Linked DNA regions of Homo sapiens: region 2 is linked to region 1. The links are chromatin contacts, found by Hi-C or POLR2A ChIA-PET in ENCODE. All regions are on one chromosome and are shown on one strand. Each heading gives the region's core, a stretch centred on a gene start or an enhancer-like site at or near the end of the contact. The rest is flanking DNA. Distances are from core to core; before and after follow the strand shown.

What was found. Hi-C counts contacts between places; a loop is a spot of excess contacts on that map. ChIA-PET counts read pairs that join two places held with the same protein, here RNA polymerase II (POLR2A). Pooled maps may share reads with other maps.
Region 2: a loop to region 1 is called in a pooled map, with 12 times the contacts of the local background. The contact joins the promoter of ZNF821 here to the enhancer-like site in region 1. A Hi-C loop is called at or near these places in 1 of 168 maps with a recorded cell type or tissue (CD4-positive, alpha-beta memory T cell) and 5 of 50 pooled maps. POLR2A ChIA-PET finds 5 or more read pairs at or near these places in 1 of 52 experiments (activated CD8-positive, alpha-beta memory T cell).

Annotation. Positions count from the first base shown.
Region 1 is chr16:70,378,629-70,381,671 of GRCh38, forward strand. ST3GAL2 (ST3 beta-galactoside alpha-2,3-sialyltransferase 2) reads right to left here. Exons shown (of 7, transcript NM_006927.4): 7 at 1-3,043. Among named protein-coding and RNA genes, the nearest start is that of DDX19A, 33 kb to the left of the region's middle. RefSeq lists enhancers at 2,634-2,803, 2,834-2,893. Within about 2 kb of position 1,468, at least 39 of the 41 ENCODE cell types and tissues checked have a DNase peak (open chromatin) inside an H3K27ac peak, as active enhancers do.
Region 2 is chr16:71,882,727-71,885,769 of GRCh38, forward strand. It overlaps ZNF821 (zinc finger protein 821), which reads right to left and starts at 1,456. Exons shown (of 8, transcript NM_001201552.2): 1 at 1,182-1,456; 2 at 485-547. RefSeq lists enhancers at 282-481, 2,322-2,822 and silencers at 842-961, 982-1,741.

The sequences.
Region 1 (3,043 bases), core at 218-2,717:
GAGGCGGAGCTTGCAATGAGCCGAGATCCCACCACTGCACTCCAGCCTGGGCGAGAGTGAGAATCAGTCTCAAAAAAAAAAAATCGGCCAGGCACACTGGCTCACGCCTGTAATCCCAGCACTTTGGGAGGCCGAGGCGGGCAGATCACCTGAGGTCTGGAGTTCAAGACTAGCCTGACCAACATGGAGAAAACCCGTCTCTACTAAAAATATAAAATTATCCGGGAGTGGTGGTGCATGCCTGTAATCCCAGCTACTCCCTACTCTCCTGAGGCAGAAGAATCGCTTGAACCCAGGAGGTGGAGGTTGGGATGAGCCGACATCGGGCCATTGCACTCCAGCCTGGGTAACAGAACAAGACTCTGTCTCAATAAATAAATAAATTAAATAAATAAAAATGCGGGTTGCCTGTGGCATGGTGGAAATTGGGCTGTGGAGGCAGGGCTGTGCCAGAGGGGAAAACCTGACTTAGATGCACTTCCCTGAGAGGTGGGGACAGCCCAGCCTGTGGCCACCCAAATGTATCGGAGCCTGATGGATACCTGGAGACATCATGTTGACAGAGGCCAAAGTGGTTACAGGACAGCCACTGCGAGGAGCTGCTACCAGGAATCCTCTCCAATGAACTCCTCTCCTGGAGGAAACTCAAGAGGCGACAACGAGCTGATTTTTAACCAAAATGCTTGTACCCGCTCAGATTTCAGTGTCTTGGAGCGCAGAGTCCAGGAATGAGGTGCCTCCTGTATAGGTGGGGGAGGGTATCTGGGAGTCATCTCGCCCCTCCCATATCCCCCAACGTTCTCAGCCATTATCAGTCACAGCTATCCTACCAGACCCGCCTTCTTCCATCATGCCCATTTCAGAACAATGAAGGACTAGACAGTTTTTTGTTCCTTTTAATTCAGAAAGGGAAGGAAATAAAAAAGTGTGTTTAAATTACTATTGCAGAAAATCTGGCTGGATGCTGGGACCTACCTCTTCCAGGATGGGGATTCATGATTTAATTTTTTTGAGACAGGGTCTTGCTCTGTCGCCCAGGCTGGAGTGCAGTGGCACAATCTCGGCTCACTGCAACCTTCGCCTCCTCGGTTCAAGGGATTCTCCTGCCTCAGCCTTCCAAGTAGCTGGGATTACAGGTGCGCACCACTGCGCCTGGCTAATTTTTGTATTTTTTTTTTTTTTTGGTAGAGACGAGGTTTCACCATATTGGCCAGGCTGGTCTCGAACTCCTGACCTTAAGTATTAAGTAATCCGCCCGCCTTGGCCTCCCAAAGTGCTGGGATGACAGGTGTGAGCCACCGTACCTGGCGGGATTCATGATTTAAAGCAAAAGAAAAAAAAGAAATAAATTATTCTGCTCAATACTGTTTGGCATAATTGCATTGCTTTTCATCAACACTCAAAACAGCCTCTTCAGGAAGCACTGAGATGGGAGTGGCAAGACTGGCTGAGGCCTAGCTCTCTAAAACGGTGGGGGAGGGGGGAGCGCCCTGAGAGAGGCATTCTACTAACCCCACCCCAATCACCCCTATTTTTACTCTTTCTACTTTCGGAATTGGAAAGAACGACACTCGAGCTAGGTTCCAATATATTAACTTTCAGGGGCCCACTGCCCATCCCAACCCTCCCCTAACAAAGTCCCCTGCCGGTCCCTGTTCCCTCAGCCAGCTGCAGGAACCTACCAACGGCCAGGAAGCTGCCTGGTGGTGTCAACTAAGAAAAGGGGGAGCATCTGCGCCGTCACTGTTGGGGAGGGGGCTCTATTAGTGGTTTGAGAGCTTCACAGAAGCCTTCCCCCTCCTAAACCTCCCCAGCTTCGAAGGGGGAGAATTCCACCAGCAGCCCCGTCAGGGACCTAAGCTGGGTTCAGCCATGCAAGCAGCTTCCAGGTGGAACCCCGGCCGCGAGCTTCCCAGCCCTTCTAGAGCGGGAGATGGAGAGCAGGGTGGAGGCAGGCGGCTTGCGGCGCGCAAGTCTCCTCTTCCCCGGCCGGCTCCCGGCTGCGAGCTCTGCCAGCTCAGAATTTGCAAAGAATCTGCGGTTTGGCCACCCACGGCAGCTTCAGCTTAACCAAAGAATGAGCCCCAGGCAAAGTTACCCCCAGGCAAGAGGCGATGGGTGGAGGAGGAGGTACATGCAGCGGGCAGCCGGGCCCATAGCCAGCCTCCTTCCGCCGTGCAGCCCCCTCCCCAGGGGCCAGAGCCGGCCGAAGACTGGGGGTAGGGACGGAGTCGGGGGACGGGATTTTTTTCCAGAGCAACAGGTAGGCTGGTGAGGAGGCCTCCGGCCCAGGGAGAGGCGCTGAGAAGGCTGCGGGTGAACGGGAGGGTCGAGGGCACACGTGAGTGACAGCACCTTGCACTGAAGGGGACAGGGCTTCCTCGAGCTCTGCCCTGTCCCCTCCACCTGTCCGGAGTTCGGCCCGGGAGCACCCCACCCCGCAGAGGGCGCCACTCCCGGCTTCCTGGAGACGCAGGAAGCCCTGGGGGCGCAGCCATCCCACAGCGCGGCCGAGGTGGGACTGGGGGTCCCGCAGCGACCGCTTTTCTTTGGTGGGTCTGCACGCACCTATCCGGGCAGGCGGGGAAAGGGGCCGGGCGGCCACCTATCTCCTGAGGCCCGCAAAGACCGCCCGCTCTCCTCCAGGTCTGGCCAGCTACTAAGACGATCCTCCGCCCGAGGCTGACGGAAGTGCTTCGCCGAGGCCCGCGCCATGCTCTCCTCCTCAGAAAGCGTGAAAGAAAACCCTAACCCAAAGCATGAGGGAGTGGGGATTGAGCGGCCGCTGGCCCGCCCCCGAAGGCCATTGATTGGAGGAGACTGGACACAGCGCCGGAAGTTTTCCTTGAGTCACATGATTGGCTGGGAGAAACAGAAGCTCCGCCCGACCGCAGCGCAGATTGGTGCCAGGCCCGGCCGGTCCCCCAGTCTCGTGATTGGCGGGGCACAGCAGACGCCCCTGGGCTGCAGCATGATTGGTCGCGGGTTGCTGGTCCTGGGTCCCGGGCCGGAGCCCCGGTGCCCGATAGATGGGCCGGAAGGG
Region 2 (3,043 bases), core at 206-2,705, 1.5 Mb after region 1:
CATGGGCTGTTGAAAATCAATAAGTAAATAAATAAATGGCGCTGAAAGGACACTCTTGACCACAAAGCAAGATCTCAGAGGCCAGATGACTTGTTTTATAGGCAGTTAAAGCTAATAAAACCCAGAGACATACAGCCCTAAAGGTCACTCATTTTGTTTTACTTTTAACACTGCCTCAATTTCCAAGCCAAAACCTGAAACCAAACCAAACCAAAAATGTAAATAGATAGCTGCCTGAACATGGGCTGGGAAGACAGGTAAACGGTGAGATTCAGGTCTAAAGGGATTCCATTTTAAAAGGAAAGCAGTTCTGTCTGTCTTCAGAGCAAGGTTAAGAGTCCTCGGGAAGGTGCAACGTCTCCCCTGAACACTGTCTCTGCTCTCCCACAGGTATTAGGTTGCAGCGTCTAGGGCACACCACAGACTTTGGCAAGAAAAAAAACGAGTGAAATCTCAGCTTGATGAAAAGAGAGTGCGTTCCCACCTCCAGCTCTGGTGCAGTTCCCACGGAGCAAAGCAAACTCGACTGAATCCAAGTGATCTGTATCTGCCAAAAAGGAGAGGACAAGAAAGCTGGTCACTTAGCCGCCTGGCTGTTCACCTGACCCCTGGGGTTGGGTCTGGGGCGTGTCTAATCAGCCGAGATGGTCCCTCTGCTTCTTCAAGCATGAGCCCAGGTAAATTCCCAGGAATTACCAGACAAGAGCCTGACAAGAGCCGGAGGTCTTCCGAGGCGGCTCAGACAAACCCTTAGACAACACAATCTCCGAAATCTAAATTTAGAAGCTTTTCTGCGAGACCCAGACGCGGGGACTGATACCCCCCGGTCTGCACGCCCACGCCCATCCTCCCCTCCCCCAGCTCCACCCAAGGCTGTCAGACGCCGGGGCCGTCCCCGCCGGGGCCCGAGGAGGCGGGGTGCCCGCGGCCCGCGCAAAAGCCCCCCGGCCCCGCACCCCGCGCCCCGCGCCCGAGAGCGCCAAGGGGCAGCAGGAGGAGCGGCCGGGGAGGAATTGGGGTTGGAAGCGGGGAGGGTGAGCCCGGGCTGCCCCCCTAGGCCGGAGCTGGCCCCCGGCCCTCTCCCCAGTGCAGACAAAAGGACCAACAGCCGGCGGCCGCGAGGGGGCGAGGAGCCCGCATCCCCAGCCCGGACCCGGAGGGAGGGCAGGGGGTCTTTTTACCCGGCGCCTCGGCGCTGCGCTGCGCTCTGGGTCCCTGGGCCCCGCCTCCGGACAGACGGACCGCCGGACAATGGACCCGGGACCGCAGCCCAAGCCAGCCGGGCCGGGGCGCTCCGGGACTGGGCCCCGGCGAGCGGAAGGGGCTCCGGGCCGAGCCGAGCCGGTGGCGGGGAGCCGAGGGGCGGCGCTGCAGACGGACAAAGCCAACAGCAGACAGACAGACGGAGGGGGAAAAAGATGGCGACGCGGGCGGCGGGAGCGCGCGGCTCGCGCACCCGCAGCTAGTGAGGCGCGTGCACGAGCCTCCCTCTCCCCCTCCCCCGCGCCGGCCAGGTCCCCTTCCCCGCGGCCCGGCGCGCGCCTGGCGTTGTGGGCGGGGCCTGAGGAGAGGGGCTCTGGAGAGGAGGGGCTCCGGGGAGCGCCCAATCCCGGGCGCCCGAGAGGGGCTCGCCCGCGTTCCAGGGCTCCGGAACCCCCCGCCTCGCCCATTCCCGGGTCTTTCTCTGGCTGTCTCAGCCGCTCAGCTCCCCCAGACCTTCCTGGACGTGTAAACGCCACCCTACCCAGCCCCGATCCTGGTTTCTTACCCCACCATCGAGTTCAGCCACAAAACCCACAACCCCCAACCACAGCTCCGCCGCAGGCACCCCCTCTCCTTAGCCCGGATCCCCACCACCGTCACAAACCCTCTTCGCCTCATTCCCCCACGCTTCGCGGTGGCTTCGGCTCCCGAGGCTTTGAATGTGACCACGGGCCTTGGTGGGAGGGGCCAAGTTCAGCTGTCAGAACCTCAGAGCTGGGAAATCTTGAGATTTCTTTTGAGTATTTAATTTTCTGACATGATTCTCAACTGATAAAATAACATTGGCTGCAGACCCAGGGGCAGGGGAACTTGTGGCACTGTTGTCACTTGAGGGATGTTTGGGGGCAATGGAGAGCCGTTGGACCTTTTTTTTTTTTTTTTTTTTGAGACAGAGTCTCGCTCTGTCACCCAGGCTGCAATGCAATGGCGCGATCTTCGCTCACTGCAACCTGCGCCTCCCAGGTTCAAGCGATTCTCGTGCTTCAGCCTCCCGAGTAGCTGGGACTACAGGCGTGCACCACCACGCCCAGCTAATTTTTGTATTTTTAGTAGACGGGGTTTCACCATGTTGGCCAGGCTGGTCCCGAACTCCTGACCTCAGGTGATCCTCCCGCCTCGGCCTCTCAAAGTGCTGGGATTACAGGCGTAAGCCACTGTGCCCGGCCTGGTTGGACGCACTTCTAGTCAAACACCTCCTCCTGTCCACGTCCTTCTCTCTCCTAGTTCCTGTTGCCTTCTTTTCTTCCTCTCTTCTAGAATGCCTGAGCCTGCCCTGGCATCGCTTACCTGGAGAAGCAGGGAATGCAGAGGAAAGAAGATGAGATCTGGTATTAGAAGATCTGGCTTTGAGCCCCAGCTCTGCCACCCACCAGCCTGTTGACTTTGGGCAAGTCACTTCCCTGTTCTGAGCCTCTGCTTCCTAAGATGTCAAATGGATAATGATGCAATAATTCCTGGCCTTTACTCTCCGAGGGTTGTTGTGCCAGTTAAGTAAAACAAATGGCTAAAAGCATCATGCAAATGTTTTTCGTGATTACTGGCTGCACAAAGGCAGGGCTAACGAGGATGCTGTCATTTGCTGATAAAGTGACAAGTCCTGGTATTTGCATAGAACATTCTTGCAAATTGTCTTTCCCCTAAATCTTTTATGAGATGATCTCATTGTCTGCATCTTGTGTTCAATGTAATAGAATGATTACATTGAGGGATCTTGGTCCTTCACAATTCTGTGATAAATAGCTCATTCATCATTCACTCATTTATTTATTGTGATTAGGAT